Regions from separate parts of the Mus musculus genome. Here region 2 is linked to region 1. A link is a loop called in an ENCODE intact Hi-C map of the cell type or tissue named here. Cell type or tissue: heart. All regions are shown on one strand. Region 1 overlaps Eif3k (eukaryotic translation initiation factor 3, subunit K). Region 2 overlaps Actn4 (actinin alpha 4).

Region 1 (8,000 bases):
AGGCAGGCGTATTTCTGAGTTCGAGGCCAGCCTGGTCTACAAAGTGAGTTCCAGGACAGCCAGAGCTACACAGAGAAACCCTGTCTCAAAAAAAAAAAAAAAAAAAAAAAAAAAAGAGTATCATGAATTTAACTTTGTTGGGACAATCAGGGTGACTCCCTAGAATTGGGTTCTGAGCGACAGAGACATGTGGGATCTTTACTGAAACCAGAAGGACCCCAGGGAAATGGCTTTTTTGCAGGCGATCTCAAGTAAGCCATTCTGGCCTCAAACGCCCTACTTCTCTGAGGATAGCCTTGAACTCCTGATCACCCATCTCTCAATAGCTAGGATTCCATGGGTGTGTTGCATGCCCAGCTTAGCTCAGGACTCTTGTGATGGAATCAAGTGGCCATCACCCTCCCTGCCCATTTACTGGTGGGCACTGGGATTTCCAGCCCAATAGCTCAGAAGTAGAGGCAGCTGCTTGGATAGTGAGGTTTGCATGAAATGGTCCCTTGAGCACTTCCATGACCAACACCCTTGGTCATGGGAGTGATAGGACCTTCTATATACTTGGGGACGAAGGGGCTCATACACCTCTCACTTCCATGAGGGGACTGTTAAGGGTAGTCTGACTCTGAGGGTCTCCTGTAAGTAACCACAACTGCTGGTTCTTTGTTAAGAACGTGTGTACATACGGGAGTGTGTGTCTGTGTCTGTGCACATATACATACAAGCACCATATGTATGCCTGGTCCCCTCAGAGAACAGAAGGGAGCAGAGTGTCCTGGAACCATAGTTACAGAGAATTGTGAGCTAACATGTGGGTTCTAGGAACCGGACCCAGGTTATCTATAAGCACAGCAAGTGCTCTTAGTCATGAAGCCATCTCTCCAACCCTAACCTTTTGAGACAGGGTCTTACCATGTAGTTTGGCTGGCCTGGAACACACATGGCTCTCCCTCCACAGTGCTGAGATTAAAGGAGTGTGCCGCCATGCCATCCAGCACACTACTCTAGACTTAAAAGACTAGCTGTTATGCCTGTTAGTGTTCCACCACACAGGGTCTCCCTTTGTATTCCAGGCTGATCTTGAATTCCAAGCAGTCCTCCTGCCTCAGCCTCCAGAATGCCAGGAAACTATGGCTGGCTCCTGTGTCCTTTGTTAACACTGTAAGAGGAGTCTCCTGAAAGGACAGAGGATTGTCTCCCAAGTTGGGGGTGGACAGTGGACTGTCACAGGTGACTGTGGCAGCTCCAGGAGACACTCACCAAGTTAGACTCTGGAGTTTTATATCACACACTCTCACACACACACACACACACACACACACACACACACAGAGGTTCCAGCCATTAAACAACGCCCGCCCACACGTCAGTAGTCTTTAGTCAGAGCCAGATTGAAAGTGAGATGATCCGGCTGCCCAAGGGCAGGAGGTCATTTCTCCTCCCGAGCAGCAGCCGTGGCCAGTTGTTCAAGTTGCATCCTACACAGAAGCACCTGCTGCGGATGCCTAGTTGTGGTCCCACCCAGAGATGGCTCCTTGATTTCTACACAAGATGGCTGAGGGTGGGGCAGCATACCAGCCCTCCCTCCTCTAGCACCTCAGAGCTTTCGGGAACAGTCATTTATTTGCTGTCCCCAGGGTTAAGATGAGGTCTAGTTCCGGGTGCTGGCTCCGGTAGGGTAGGTCTAAAGGCCGGAGCAAAGGGTGTGTGCCCCACCCTGGTTCCCTGGGCCAGGATCCTCAGGAGGAATGACGGGTGAGTGCTGACTTCAGGGAGGGATGAACATGCCAGCAGTCCATTCCCTGGCATGACAGAACAGGCCCCAAGGGAGATGGGAGTGGCTGCACATTTACTGGGTCACTTATCTCCACTGACCTCACCCCTGACCCTGTGCACACTGAAATCACCTGTTCAAGGTTTCTTGGCCAGAATACCTGGAATATCTTGGGTGTGACATGAACTGGGTGGCTGGGAGGACAGCTGACAAGGCAGACAGTCTGGTAACCTTTCCAACTATAACCTCCAGAAAGGCCAGCCAACAACCTGGGCGACAGATCATCAGAGCCCAAGATGAATGCTTCCCGCTTCCTCATCTGTGTTTCTCTGGTGAATCAAGGAGTTTTGGATTACTGAAAAGCAGCAGCTAAGGGCTGTTAGAGGAACAGAGCAAAGCACTTCAAGTCGTCCAGTGTGGTGTGTGTACATATGTACACGTGGGGCTCAACCTCCCAAAGATTGCGGTTACATGTGTGTTGTGATGCTCAGAACCGAACCACACTGAATATAGCTTTAGCACCAATTAAATCAGGGTTCCCTGCTGGCCTCCGAGCTCAGCAGCGTGGTTAAAGAGGCTGGCCAGCTAACCTCGGGGAAGCTCCTGTCTCAGACTCCCCAGTGGAAGGGGTTACAAGTGTGTCACCACATCTTTTTATTAGAGCAGCAGAAAGCTTATGGACTGACCCCCTCAAACCACCCCCCCCTCTTTTTTTTCGAGACATGGTTTCTCTGTATAGCCCTGGCTGTCCTGGAACTCACTTTGTAGACCAGAAATCCGCTTGCTTCTGCCTCCTGAGTGCTGGGATTAAAGGCATGCGCCACCAGGCCCGCTCAGCCCCCCCTTTTAAAGACAGAGCCTGGTGCTGAGGGTGGCTTCTGATCCCCGATCTTCCTACCTGCACCTCCCAAGTGCAGGCTGTCACCCCTGCCAGCCGAGGAAGCACTAAGCTCTCCTTCCCAGAAGCAGGTGACTTGTCAAAGACAAGAACATGCTCTGCTCTCCTCTCTGAGGAGCCCAGGGCCCCAGGGCGGCACCTCCCAAGGCCATTCACTGGCCTCAGCCTACCCCATCCTGCACTGACTCACAGGTCAGAAAAGGAGGGGCAGGGAAAGGCAGCAGGGTGGGACAAAGGAGGAAGTGGCATGGGGGACGCCCGAGAAGAGGGAAGGGCCCCAGCTTGGGCCACAAGTTGGCTCTCTGAGGGTACAGGCAAGAGACAATAGGGCGGAGTGAACAAATCTTTATTAACGCACACTGGCTTACTGGGAGGAGGCCATGATGCTGGACACACCTGTTGAGGAGGAAGAAACAGGGTGAATTTGTGAAGAGAGGAAGAGCCACCTCCCAGGGAGCCGCTGTCCTTCAGGGCCAGGTCACAGTCACCACAAAGGTAGTCTGGTGCTGTCCTGTTTAGTGGTCTTGGATATGGTGATAGCATAGCCATCTATTGTACAGGATTAGAGTTAAAAGAAGAGCTTGACCAGTCTGGCACTAAGTACTGCATGTGTTTAGCCCTGGCCTAGGTCCATGTGAGGGACACTGGCCGGGCCGGCAGCTCTCCACTGCAGATAGAACTGTGTGGACTTCTGAGACCCAAGCATGGTGGACACTTTCTGTAGAGGTCAGAGCACCCAGTGGGAAGTGACACAGCTCACTGATGCTCAGCTTGGCCACTGACCAGCTGGTGGCCCTCAACAGAGCCAAAGTTGGGAGAAGGGGGAGGAGCCCTAGCAGGAGGCGTGTCCCTGTCCTTCCCCACTTCAGGTCACTTCCTCTGAGAGAAGGATGAAGCAGGGCACCTAGCTAAATGCCTGTGTCACTTTAGGTAGGCTAGGCTGGCCTTGAGCCTCCAGAGTGCTGAGATCAAAGACACCACACCTACTTTTTCCTCTTTTGGGATAAGACTGTTTATTCAAAATGTGACAGGAACGGCTGTCACTGCCTTTCACTCTGCGCCTGGCTCTCTCTACACGAGGAGGCAGGCACTGTGCCAGTTCTAATAGTTTCCAAGTTAGAACAAGAGCAACTACCTTATGGTGGGACCAAATGACTCATCGAGAGCCACAGCCCTGAGTGGACAAGTCTTTAATTCCAGCACTCGGGAGGGAGAGGTAGGTAGAGTTTGAGGCCAGTCTGGTCTAGAGGAATGCCAGGGCGGGGGGTGGGAGGGAGGGGGGGAGAGAGAGAGAGAACATGGACGGCTCACATCCAGCAGGGGAGACTACTCAGCATCCCTCACAGTCTCTCCCTGGGCCAGCAACCTGGAATCTGGCAGACAGTTCCCAGTCCAGGAATACAGGCTCTGCCTCGTGCTTTGCACACCCAGCACTGCTCTCCCACCAGGACACTGTCTTCCCTACAGTCTGCGGCCCCAGGCCACTTACTGTCAAAGTCAATCTTCTCCACGATGTTCTTGGGCTTAATGCTCTCTTCCTGGCTGCAGATGAAGACCTGCCCTGACTCGTCAGCGCTCCAGCCGTACTTGCTCATCCACACCTTCAGCTGGTTGTCTGCAGGTGACATGGGCGGAGGTGTTGGTGGCCTGAACCCTAACACTAGGGGCTTTGGAGGCAGAGGAATCGGGGCTGAGCAGGCCAAGCCCCCTTTGCTAACTGCTCTAGGCCAACTCCTGCCTGGACAGCAGCAGGACTCGGAAGAAGAGATCCTCTAGGGCAAAGCCAGCAATCTGGGGCTCAGTCTCCACTTGGCCACCAGGGGGCGCACTAGCCTCTTTCTCCTAGTCACATAGGGGTTTTTCTGTAGGTTTTTGGTTTTGGCTTTGGTTTTTTTTTTTTTTTGAGACAGGATTTCATGCAGCCCTGGCTGGCTTGGACTCATCATGACGTAAACTCCTAATACTCCCGACTCTCTTCCAAGTACCAGGACTATAGAATTTGTGCCTCCAGGCACAGGTTCCCTTAGTTTCTTAACAATACTATTTATTTATTTTAAAAATAAAAACAAGACAAAACATTTATTTAGGGCTGGGGAGATCAGCGAATAAGAGCACTGACTGCTCTTCCAGAGGTTCTGAGTTCAATTCCCAGCAACCACGTGGTGGCTCACAACCATGAGATCTGATGCCCTCTTCTGGTGTATCTGAGGAGAGCAATGGTGTACTCATTTGTGTGCGCAAATGTGAATGTACGCAGGTGCTCCCAGGGTGAGAAACTGCATGGAATTTCTTGGTGCCTGTGACCGCCCACAATGGGTGCTGGACCCCGCAAACCTTCTTCCGCATCAAGCAGGAGATAGATGCTCACAGCTGCCGAACCTCTCTCCGGCCCAGCGCCACTTTTTGCAAACTCAAGTGCTGAGGGTTTTGGTTTGGAGGGACCTTTTAAGAACCTCATTGTAATCAAGGCTGGGCCTTCTCAGAGCCGTCCCATGTCCTGTCACCAGAGGACAGACCACGGAAGTTCTCCAGAGATGTGTATGCTTCCAGGGCACGCAGGCACAGCACACATGACAGGCAGGCCCCTGCTGCAGGAGGGCCACACTGGCCTCCTCTAGAGGCCGAATGCCATCCCTCCAAAGCAGCCCTGCTACCCTTGGCAACACCAACTACAAGGTGCTGATGCTTCCACTTCGCTCCATCCATGAAAAGGGCCTGAGCTCTCCTATTCACTGCCAAGGTCAGCATCAGGACCACTGTCTGACATGTGCATCTGTTAACTGGTTGGTGCAGAGGCTCATGCTATAGCCCAGGCTGGCCTGGAATTCCAGACAATCTTCTTGCTCCAGCTTCCTATAACTGGAATTCCAGGAGGACAGCACTACACCTGGTCAGGGTGTTTTCGAGGCAGTGTCTCACTACATAGCCCTGGTTGGCCTTGAACTCATGGAGATACAGAAGGCAACATCCTATACCAAACCCTCACCCACACTCTGGGGCAGGTAACAACCTCGGAAAGGTGCGGTGGGTTCCCCTGAGCTGCCTGAGGCCCCATGCCCCAACCACCTTTTCCTCTCAGACTGACAGAAACAGCACCAGGCCTCACCAGTCAGGTCTCCGAGCATCTCGGCCAGCAGCCAGCGGTCGATGTGCTGGTACGTGATGCCCACCACGTGGCAGATAACTGTGAGAATCAAAACAAAGACAGTCAAGAGGCCGCTGGCACGTAATCCAGGAACGGAGCTGTGTGAGAATTCTGAGGGCTCTTCTGTGTCCCCCGCAGGTGTAGTAAACAGCAAGGGCTTGCTCCAGATTACACACAGCTGCTTCTGTTATTAAAAAACCACTTCCAAGCGCAGCTTTATCCTCGGGGCTGTATATGGCTTGAACTTTGGGAACTGTGCTCGTATGACCATGCTTAACTTTCAGAATATAAACTTATGCTCTAAATAAAATTGGCTATTGCACAAGGCCCAGTCTGCCTCATTTTTAATCCCCCTTCTCCCAAGTCCCTGCTACACTGCCTTAAGCCCTCGGGAACCCAGGCTCCCAGGACTCACATTTTCGGACAGAGTCTTCAAAGCCAGTTATGCCTTCCAGAAGGTCCATGTTCTCATCCAGGGCTTGCTGTGGAAGAAAGGATGCCCCAGTATTAACACTAGCACCATCACTCAGCATTAACCAGTCAGTGCTGACGTTGTGGAGGCTGAGACAGGAGGGATCAAAAGTTCTGAGTCAGCAGGTGTGAGCAATCCGGGTACAGGAGATCGTGCCTCTGCCTGCCTGCCTGCCTGCCCACCTGCCCGCCCCTGTCTCTGGTTTAAGACAAGGTTTCTCTGTGTAGCCCTAGCAGTCCTGGAACTGGCCCTGAAAAACCAGGTTGGCCTTGAACTAAAAAAATCCACCTGCCTCTGCCTGGCTGGGAAGTCCAACAACCAAATCATAGAAGGTAAATGTGTACACACACACCCAGGCAGGTCATCTGTACACTTTCCATTGCCTCCATCTCCTTCAGCCACAAGGGTCTCCTCACTAGACCTGCCTACCTCAGGCCCTTTGTGCGGCTTTGTGCCTGGAAGTTTCCTCTTTGCAGCTCATCCTTCACCCCTCCAGGTTTTTACTCTCAGCAAAACTCCCTTAAACAAGAGCGGGAGAGCTGGGCAATGGTGGCGTACGCCTTTAATCCCAGCACTTGGGAGGCAGAGGCAGGCAGATTTCTGAGTTCGAGGCCAGCCTGGTCTACAGAGTGAGTTCCAGGACAGCCAAGGCTACACTGAGAAACCCTGTCTCAAAAAAACAAAAACAAAAAAAAAAAAACAAAAAACAAAACAACAACAACAAAAAAAACAACCCAAAACCAAACAAACAAACACAAGAACAAGAGTTGGAGAAAGAAGGGCTTCACTTTGGTGGAAGCCATTAAGTTGGGAGAAAACCTATGAGAGCAACTATCCTGGAAGCCCTTGGCCTTGTCTGCACGGGAAACTGGACACCTGAAGGCCAAGGTTACTGTGGGTCTAACAGGAGATGGTGTGTGCTGAAAGCTGAGCAGAGGGTACCACAGAACCCTCAGTGAGCAAAGCAGAGCAGCTTCTAGGTCAACAGGGGAGGGGGGCACTGAGAACGGAGACCCACAGTCCCTGGCCTGACCCACTGAACATGAACTTTTGGGATATCAGACTTTTCTGTTTTGTATTATTTCTTCAAGCCCTGGCTGTCTCTTTTTTTTTTTTTCTTTTGCCATTGTGTTTTGGATAGTCTTGTTATATAGTCAAAGTTGGCCCCAACTCTTCTTTTCTAAACATTTGTTTTTTAAAAATAATTATTAATGTATTATTATTATGTATTATTATAATTGCTCTTTTCACACACACCAGAAGAGGGCATCAGATCCCATTACAGATGGTTGTGAGCCACCATGTGATTGTTGGGAATTGAACTCAGGACCTCTGGAAGAGCAGCCAGTGCTCTTAACCGCTGAGCCATCTTTCCAGCCCCCTAAACATTTATTTTAGAAGGCAAGATTTTGGGCTGGAAAGATGGCTCAGTGGTTAACTCAGAGGTCCTGAGTTCAATTCCCAGCAACCACAGGTGGCTCTCAACTACCTGTTATTTGATGCCCTTTTCTGGCAGTCAGGTGTACATGCAGATAGAGCACTCACATGCATAAAATAAATAAATAAATAGTTTTTAAACAGGGGAAGATCACATATATATACATATTTTTTTGGTGTGGTTTGTGTGCGTGTGTGGTTTTTTGAGACAGGGTTTCTCTGTGTAGCCCTGGCTGTCCTGGAACTCACTCTGTAGACCAGGCTGGCCTCGAACTCAAAA
Region 2 (8,000 bases), 70 kb before region 1:
GCTGTGGAGTAGACAGAGATGAGACCCAGCAGGTGGTAGGCACAGACTCCACCCCAGGGAGCTCAGGCCCTGGGGTAGAGGTGACAGACTGGAGCAGGCATGCTACTGTGTTGGCTAAGCACACTCAGGGAGGGTGGAGACCGATGTCAGCGTCTGCCTCAGTGATGCTACCTCCCCTTTCCATTTAGACGGAGCCTCACTGGAAAACCCTGGCTGGCCTGGAACTCAAGAGTCCTCCTTCCCTCACACTCTGAGGACTGGGACTGAAGGTGTGCACCCCCACCCCCCACCTCATAGTTACTTTATTATGACTAGTGTGTTGTGGAGAGGAGAGGACAACTTTCAGTGTTATGGTTTCTGGGCTTCATATTTCAGGGCACATGGCCTAAGAGCTCCTGGGGAGTTAGAGGGGTCAGGGTTACAGGGGATCCAGCTTTTTGTGGGCGCAGGAGAATGAACTCAGGTTGTCAGGCTTGTGTGGTGCCTACCCTCTCCACCTTATTGTGACAAGGTCTCTCCCTGACCTTGGACATCATGGGATCCTCTTGTCCCGGCCTCACCTAGGCTGAGAGTACAGGCAATGTGCCACCATGCAGATTTCTACATTTGCTCTAGGGATACAAATGCATCCTCATGCTTGCACAACAAATACTTCACTTACTGAGCCACCTGACCCCGTGTACTCATGGAGGTCGGAAGGGGACCTATTGGAACTGGGGTCCCAGGCAATGAGCTGGCAGATGTGGGTCCTGAGACCTGAACTTTAGTCCCTGGGATAGTGCGTTCTTTTCTAAAATTCTACATTTATTTACTTTAGTGTCTGTGTGTGTAGGTCAGAAGAAAATTTGTGGTGAGAGCTCTTTCCCACCGTGTGGATAACAGGATCAACTCAGATCTCCAGGCTTGGAGGGAAATGTCTTGACCCACTGACCCATTTTCCTGGCTCTCGGCTGCTCTTTTGATTTTAACAACATCTAGCAGAGACAGCTTGCAGTGGTTCATAACTGTAATCCCAGCACCAAGGATGCTAAAACAGGAATGAGTTTAAGGCCAGTCAGCTATAAAATCAGGTCTTTATGAACTAGAAAGATCCTGCCTCAAAACAACAACAACAACAACAACAACAACCAAACCCAACCAACCAAACAGACAAAAAGACAAAGAACCAAATCACTAATGGCAAAGGCTGGCTTTTTACACTCTTGGTTACTGAAGCCTGAAAGTACTGGCATGTTAGGGTTGCTGGCTTGAAAGGTTCTATTTATAAATGCTCTGTCTGTAGTGACAATTTTGGTTTCTTAAAAAACATAATATCATAAAAATGTGCTTTCAGGCTGGAGACGGCTCAGAGGTTGAGAGCACTGGCAGCTCTTCCAGAGGTCCTGAGCTAAATGTACAGCAACTACACGGTAGCTCATAACCATCTGTAATGAGATCTGGCACCCTCTTCTGGCTGTGCAGGCAGAACATTGCACACCAAAATAAACAAACAAGCAAGTTTTCATTTTAGCATTTTAATCTCAGGTGTGGGCTATGGGCCTGCTTCTGACTGTCCACAGCAGCTATGATTCGCTTCATGCTCTAGCAGAGGCATGGTTTTGCCAGCCGCAGATTGTATGACATTTATGATTTTGGGAACTTTTCAGGGGGTATATAAATGCTAAAGACCCATAAGCAGGGTTGGTGGTTGCAGTTTGTTAATCGTAGTGCTCAAAAAAGAAAGGAGGAAAGAAATTAGATTCAGGAATCTCTCTCCTCTATCCTTTCTTTCCTAGCTAGTTATGGGGGAGAAAGAAGAACCCACAACGTAGCAAAGACCAGCTACAATCTTATTACAAAATTATTCTAAAGCTAGATGTGGTGACCCATGTCTTTGATCCCAGTACTGAGGGGTAGAGGATCAAGTCTGAGGCTAGCCTGGTCTACACAGAAAAACCCTGTCTTTGGAAAAAAACAAAACAAAACATCTAGCTGTACTATTTTATTGCTGCTGCTAATCTCTGATGTGGCTGGTGTATAAGTTAAGCTTTGTGACAGGCACAGACAATGACAGAGGAGACGCAGGTACATGCACTCTGTCTCCCTCTGAAGCATGCACACACTGCACCCTGGCACTTGCTTGGCTGACTTGAGAAATGCTGGGCCGATAAATGTAACATTCTTGTTGGTTAGGCATGGACTCCAGAGAGTTCTGTGATACTGCTGTATACCCAACAATGGGATGGCACCCAGGTAGCCTCCTTTCCTTCCTCTGGGGCCATGTCTAGAATTTTGTTTCTGGGGCTGCCTGACCTTGCCTCAGGGGAACAGGCCTCATGAGGCTGGGACCTAGTATCTGAAGAGTAGCCTAGCCCAGCTCTCCAAGTCTTTATTTCAGGGGCATCTCACCTGTCACTCATATGTAAGTGCTACTTGCATTTCTTTCCTTGGTTTGGACGAGCAGGTCTCTGGAGGGTAACCCCAAGGTACCAAAGTTATTGGTCACAAAAACCTCTGGTATGCAAATGTGCAAACTGTGGCCAACTGTAGTGGGAAGCAGGAAGAAACTAGCCCTGTTTCTGTGGTCCCACTGGCAAGGGTGGGAAGGCCTTGCAGAATTGCTCAAGTTTGGGGTGAATAGTGGGTGGGGGTGTCTGCGGAAAGAGCAGCTCCAGCCAAGGATCTTATTTTGGGAGCTCCCTTCAGGGCCTGTGGATTTTCCATGATGTAATGGACCAGGCCTCCCATTCCCTGGCCCCGCCTTGTTGCTGGCCACTGTAATAAGGGCCCCATTCATTGGCTCTTGAGGTGCAGTGTACTAACTGTGTGCACAAATTTATGTGACTGGGCAGGGGAAGAGAGGGACACTGGCTGCCTGGAAACCCTTACAGTGACTGTATTCTGAGCAGGAGGGACAGGAGCAGGCAGAACAACAGGCTCACTGTACAGCACTCCCCACACAGGGTGGCAGGCTGGGGAGACAGGCACCCTTAGAATCTGAGGTCATGCCTGTGCTGGAGAACCTAGGTCCCTTCTGCCTGTTGGTGCTGGGACAGCATGGGCAGAAGCCTTCATTCTGTAAGGCTCTCCCGGTGTTTAGGAGGAGCCAGGGTTGAGAGCTGGGGACAGAACCAAGCTCGCCGCTGATGATGCCATAGGGGCACACGTACTTGAGCTCCTGAGCAATTGCAGCAATCTGCTCCACTCGGTCCTGGTGTGCAGCCAGGTCACTTTCAAAGGCCTCATGTTTTCGGATCAGAGCTTTGATGTCTGACAGGGTGGCTGTCTCGTAGTCCCGTTGCTTCAGCATGGCCTCCTTCCCTACAGGTGTGGCAGAGGCACCGTAACAGTCAAAGAGCTGTCTGACAGGCCGAGGTGCAGCAGAATGGACATTTGTTACCGCAGAGGATGGAGCCTAGTACTGGAACCTTCCTCCTTGCCCTTGGGGAAACTCCAAGCCCATTTATGTTTTGTGCAGTTCTGTACAGACTTACTGATACTTGGTGTTTACGGGCCTGAGACAGATATCACAGTGTAACTACTATGCTCTAAATAGTATCTCTTACTGGTAAGAGAACCAGGATAGAAGGGTTGATACCAAGGCCGAAAAGTTACAGACACCCATTTGTGGACATGGTGACTGAGAGAAGCCTTGGGCTTTTAGCCAGGCCTATGGGGATCAGGAAAGGGACAAGCCTGGAGTCTGGGCCCAGGAGCTGTGCCTGCGCCAGCTTTTTAGAGCCAGTTCTCCTGGGTGGTGGTCCTAACCCAGTCTTGTCGCCCCACCCGCTTTCTTGGCACAGTGGGTGGGGCTGTCCAAACCCTTTGAAGGAAGGGAGAAACACTGTTATTAGTCCTGGAGCCGGGCTAATTACATGCCCAGAGCAAAAGCCCAAGCAGCCTACTAGTAAGTTAAGGGACGACAGGCTACTTACTGAGGGAAATGCCAGCCAGGATGGCAGTCAGGCCTCCACTTTTTCCCTCAAGGAGCCCTGTTTCCAATGGCCTCTGGGCTTACCCTCAGATCAGCCCCCAGAACACCTGGGGCAAACAGTTGGCACCCCTTGGCCAATCTCCCCTTTGTAAAACAGTGCCAGCAACAACATCTATGCGGCCTTGCCCATCCTGAATTTTAGCAAGATGATGGTTAAGAATGGAAAGAGTTGCTGCCACCCCCACTCAGCCACTCCCAGCCTCATCTGCCTAGCAACTGCCAGCCACCCTCAGGCCAGGGCTGGCACCAGGAGGCGAGAGGTGGACTTGGAAAACAGACTCCATAGGCCTACCACCCCCGCCCCAGGCTGGAGGGCTTAACCACAAGGCAAGCTTGCAATTCCCTTCTCCAAACTGCTTTCTCCCAAGGGTGGGAACCAGAAATAGCAGCTGAGCAGATTTCAGCCTCAGCTGTTTCAGCAGGGAACTGGCAAGTGTGTCTACAGGGCAGCCTTGGATGTATGTGGGGCTCAGTGGTGTCTGGGTTTATTCCCAGGCACTTAAGTCCCTCTGGAAACCATCCACATGGGCAGGCCCCACCAATTCTGCTATCTCTCCCCGGGGCAGGGGTCCCACAATGATTTAGAATACAGGTGGGGGCTCAGAAGGTCTGCCAACCGCTGGGAGGGACAGGTGTGTGAAGGTGTCAACCAATACTGGGTCTAGTTGCAGGTGGGCCTCATTTACAGTGCAAGCCTAGCCCCAGGCATTCCCAGAGAAGGAGCTCTGAGGGGTTACCACACCCACAGCCCCATGAAACCAGCTGCCAGACCTCCAGCTCATTTTGTGAGAACCACAGCATAATCTAGAAAATGAGCTGGCAAGACACAGCAGAAAACACCTTAGCTGCATATGGGGCATAGGAGTTATGGCATTCCTTACATACTTTAAGGCCCTCACAGGAGAAGTGCAAGCCTATATGCCTGAGTTCTCTCAGGGCAAGACTTACCCACTTGGGAAACTACTGTGCATAGGGCCAAGCTTGGATTTTCAATACAGTAGTACCTCACACTGTACTGTAATCTAGACTACTCTGGAACCCTCTGTACAGCCCAGGCTGCCCTTGAAGGGCGCCATTTCTGAGGCAGGAGGTAGTGCCTAGCCTGGTCAGCTTACCGCCTGTCTCCTGTCTTCTCTCCTTGGCCTGCTCTGGACAACAGCCGGGCTGAGGTAATGTGAGTGAGAGCAGGAGTGTAGTGGTGCTCAGCATCTGGCTGCGGTTGGGGCGATATGCCCACATGGTTAAGGAGCTAAGGAGGCTCCCTGTGGAACCGTGCACGGGGTAGCAGTGGTGGAGAACTGGTAGTGCTAAAGAGGAGGCGTCTTTTGGAGGGCTATTTATGTCTTAGCAGTGAGACTGAGCCCAGGGCCTCCACTGAGTGGCAGCTTGTCTGTGGGCGTGTCACGTCATGACTTTGTTTTTCATGGGCATTTTCTGAGGGCTTTAAGTCTCCCAGGAATCTGGAATCTCAGCGATGGAATGGGACTCAACCAAAGGCCAAGGATGTTATGGGATTCTCCATCCTGGGTCAGACAGGCAGTGCTGCTGAGAAGCAGGCTTGGGGACAGGGTGCTGACTGAAGACAGACTAATGCAACCTGGCCAAGGTGCTGTGAAGCCCAGTCACAGGCAGCGTGGTAGGCTGAACTTGGGATTGGAAACCATTCCTGGAAGGCACATAGCAAGTGTGAAGGCACAGGGAAGAGCCTTGCTGTACTGTTCCTGGGTAATCCAGGAGGGGCTCACCCATAAGCCATCTTAGGTCAGAGCAGAGGCGAGAGGGACTGCATGTGCTGGCATACTCAGAGTGGACAGAGAGCAAGGCAGCATGGGAAGCGTACCATCAGTCCAGGCCTCGTGGATGGAAGCCTTCTGCCGGAACTTCTCTGCCAGGTGGTCAAGCCGTTCCAGCCTACGGATTTCATTCAGCAGCCATTCTTCATAGCCCTTCTCAGCCTGCTCCAGGTGCTGCCATCCATTGTTGATGTCCTGTGGGGTAGGAGAGAGCAGAGGTCTCACAGGATGCTGGTGAAGAAGCCTGCCTCTGTGTGTGTGTGATGTGTGTGTGTGTGACGTGTGTGTGTGTGTGTGTGAGAGAGATGTGTGTGGGTATCTACAGGGGCCAGAAAATGGCTCTTAATCCCCCCGGGACAGGAGTTACAGGTGGTTGTGAGCTGCCTGACATGGATCCTGGGGACTCAACTCGGATCCTTTGCATTGATAGTTTTGGGCTAACTGAATGAATCTCAGTGTGAGTGGGCAGGTGGGCAAATCAATGGATGGACGCTGCTGAGTAGACCTTGAAAGGTGTCTTGTTAGCCTGGAGTACTATTCAAATGGTCCACACAAACTGTGGTATGGCTGGGTAGTGGTGCAGAGAATTTTGAGTGTAAAACCTCAGAAGAAATAGTCAGGAAATGTGAAGCACTCATCACCATCCCTGCCCCAAAGGCTGATTTACAACGATGGCAGCCAAGCTTTATGCCCTACTGTGGGTCCCAAACTGTGGGTGGCAGTCAACTCACGGAGACCATCCTGCCCTCGGAGGGCATGAAGGCAGGCCGGTTGCTGAGCCGCAGCTTGGTCTGCAGTGTGTTGAAGTTGATCTCCAGCTGACACTTCTCCTGCACCTTGGGCGGCTTGTGCACACGCCTATAGTCTCGGAAGTCCTCCAGCTTCTGCTGCATTTCCTGGATGGTCTTCTGAGGCACCCGGTCCTCCAGCCAGGGGATGGTGCGCCGAATCCACTCTAGAAGCTGTGGGCCCGTAGGAAGCCACGTTAGCTACTGTGGAGGTGCTCAGGGCGCTGCCAGGAAAGACTGCCTCTTCAGCTTACGGGAAGTGGGATGTAGAGTTACAAAAGCCCTGATCTCAGGGCTGCCTTGCTCCCAAACCCAAATTTCCCATGATTTCCGTGGGGGCCCCACAGCAGAGGTCTGTGAACGTGGGCCACTCCTGGAAGCACTGTGCTATCCCCTACTTTCTGCTTATGCCTCTGCTCAAAGTCTTCTTTGCCCAGACTGAAGAGGGTGGTCCAAGTCCATTGTCCCTTCCCAGAAGACATACTGGTTCCCTTTCCATACTGTCAGGGGACTGTGACTCCTGAACTCACAGGCCTTGAGACTCTTGCTCAGGCCTTGACCGTACCTGACACAATGGTAAAGGCCTACCTATGTTTGCCTCACTTGGATGGCCAGTGCATACACAAGGCCTGGCACCCCAAAATGGAAAACTGGAAGAAAAAAAGACAAGTATTCTTACAACCTACTCTGATCTTTAACAAGGTAGGGAAGAACACTAACAGGCCAACAGTTTAGGCATTCCAAACCAGTAAAGACACAGAAATGGCTTCTTAACATCAAAGACAAAACCAGAAACAGAGGCAGCAGGCCGAGTGTACACTGTGACTTCCACACTGTCTTATGGCTGGGAATTGCAGGTACAGCTCAGTGCTGCCTTTAGTTCTATCAGTCCCACGGAAGCCAGGGCCTTGTGCATGCAAGGCAAAAGCTCCAGCAACCACTACGGCTCAGTGCCAGCTCTGCCAGTATACAATCCATAAAGTCCTCAGCTGGCCAGAAGGTGCCACCTTGGGTTGGCAGCCAAACAACTCTCAAGTCTCCCCAGTCCATGAAATCATGTAGCTCGGGTGGTGGGGCTAAAGACATGGCTCAGGGGGGAGTGCCTGCCCAACATTCAGGAGGCCCCACACTTCACATCCACACCTGATTCCAGTAACCTTCAAGTCCTCAGGCCCAGGCTTCATGGTTCCAAAAACACAGGAAGCTGAATCTCAACATCCCAGTATGAACCCAAGCTCTGGACTCAAGAGCTGGCTGGCATGACGCCTGCCAGGCATTCTGTATCTCATATTGTCTAGGCCTTACTACTATGCTACATCTACTTCGACAGCAAAATAGTGTTTGTTATTCCAGTACTTGGGAGTCAGGAGGATCAGAAGTTTAAAGCAAGCCTGAGCTACATGAGATTCCATCTACTCCTGACTCCTTGTGTGTTGCCTCTCTCCC

What was found. Hi-C counts contacts between places; a loop is a spot of excess contacts. Peaks named below come from ENCODE experiments on the same cell type or tissue, not always from the same donor. Only the 100,000 strongest peaks of a DNase experiment are listed, where the experiment ranks them.
Region 2: it touches region 1 in a loop (3-fold over the local background); 7 of 42 quality-filtered maps call a loop at or near these places.

Annotation. Positions count from the first base shown.
Region 1 is chr7:28,968,377-28,976,376 of GRCm38, forward strand. Eif3k (eukaryotic translation initiation factor 3, subunit K) reads right to left here. Exons shown (of 8, transcript NM_028659.3): 5 at 6,227-6,293; 6 at 5,773-5,850; 7 at 4,156-4,281; 8 at 2,996-3,062. The coding sequence ends at 3,031. Among named protein-coding and RNA genes, the nearest start is that of Eif3k, 9.5 kb to the right of the region's middle. In heart, CTCF peaks have their summits at 4,497 (motif pointing right), 4,829 (motif pointing left) and 7,512 (motif pointing right); DNase peaks (open chromatin) are centred at 1,755, 3,605, 3,705 and 4,315; H3K27ac peaks cover 774 bases.
Region 2 is chr7:28,898,728-28,906,727 of GRCm38, forward strand. It overlaps Actn4 (actinin alpha 4), which reads right to left. Exons shown (of 21, transcript NM_021895.3): 10 at 6,498-6,728; 11 at 5,814-5,961; 12 at 3,150-3,300; 13 at 1. Among named protein-coding and RNA genes, the nearest start is that of Gm44700, 14 kb to the left of the region's middle. In heart, a CTCF peak has its summit at 1,449 (motif pointing left); DNase peaks (open chromatin) are centred at 2,724, 3,711 and 4,374; H3K27ac peaks cover 3,463 bases.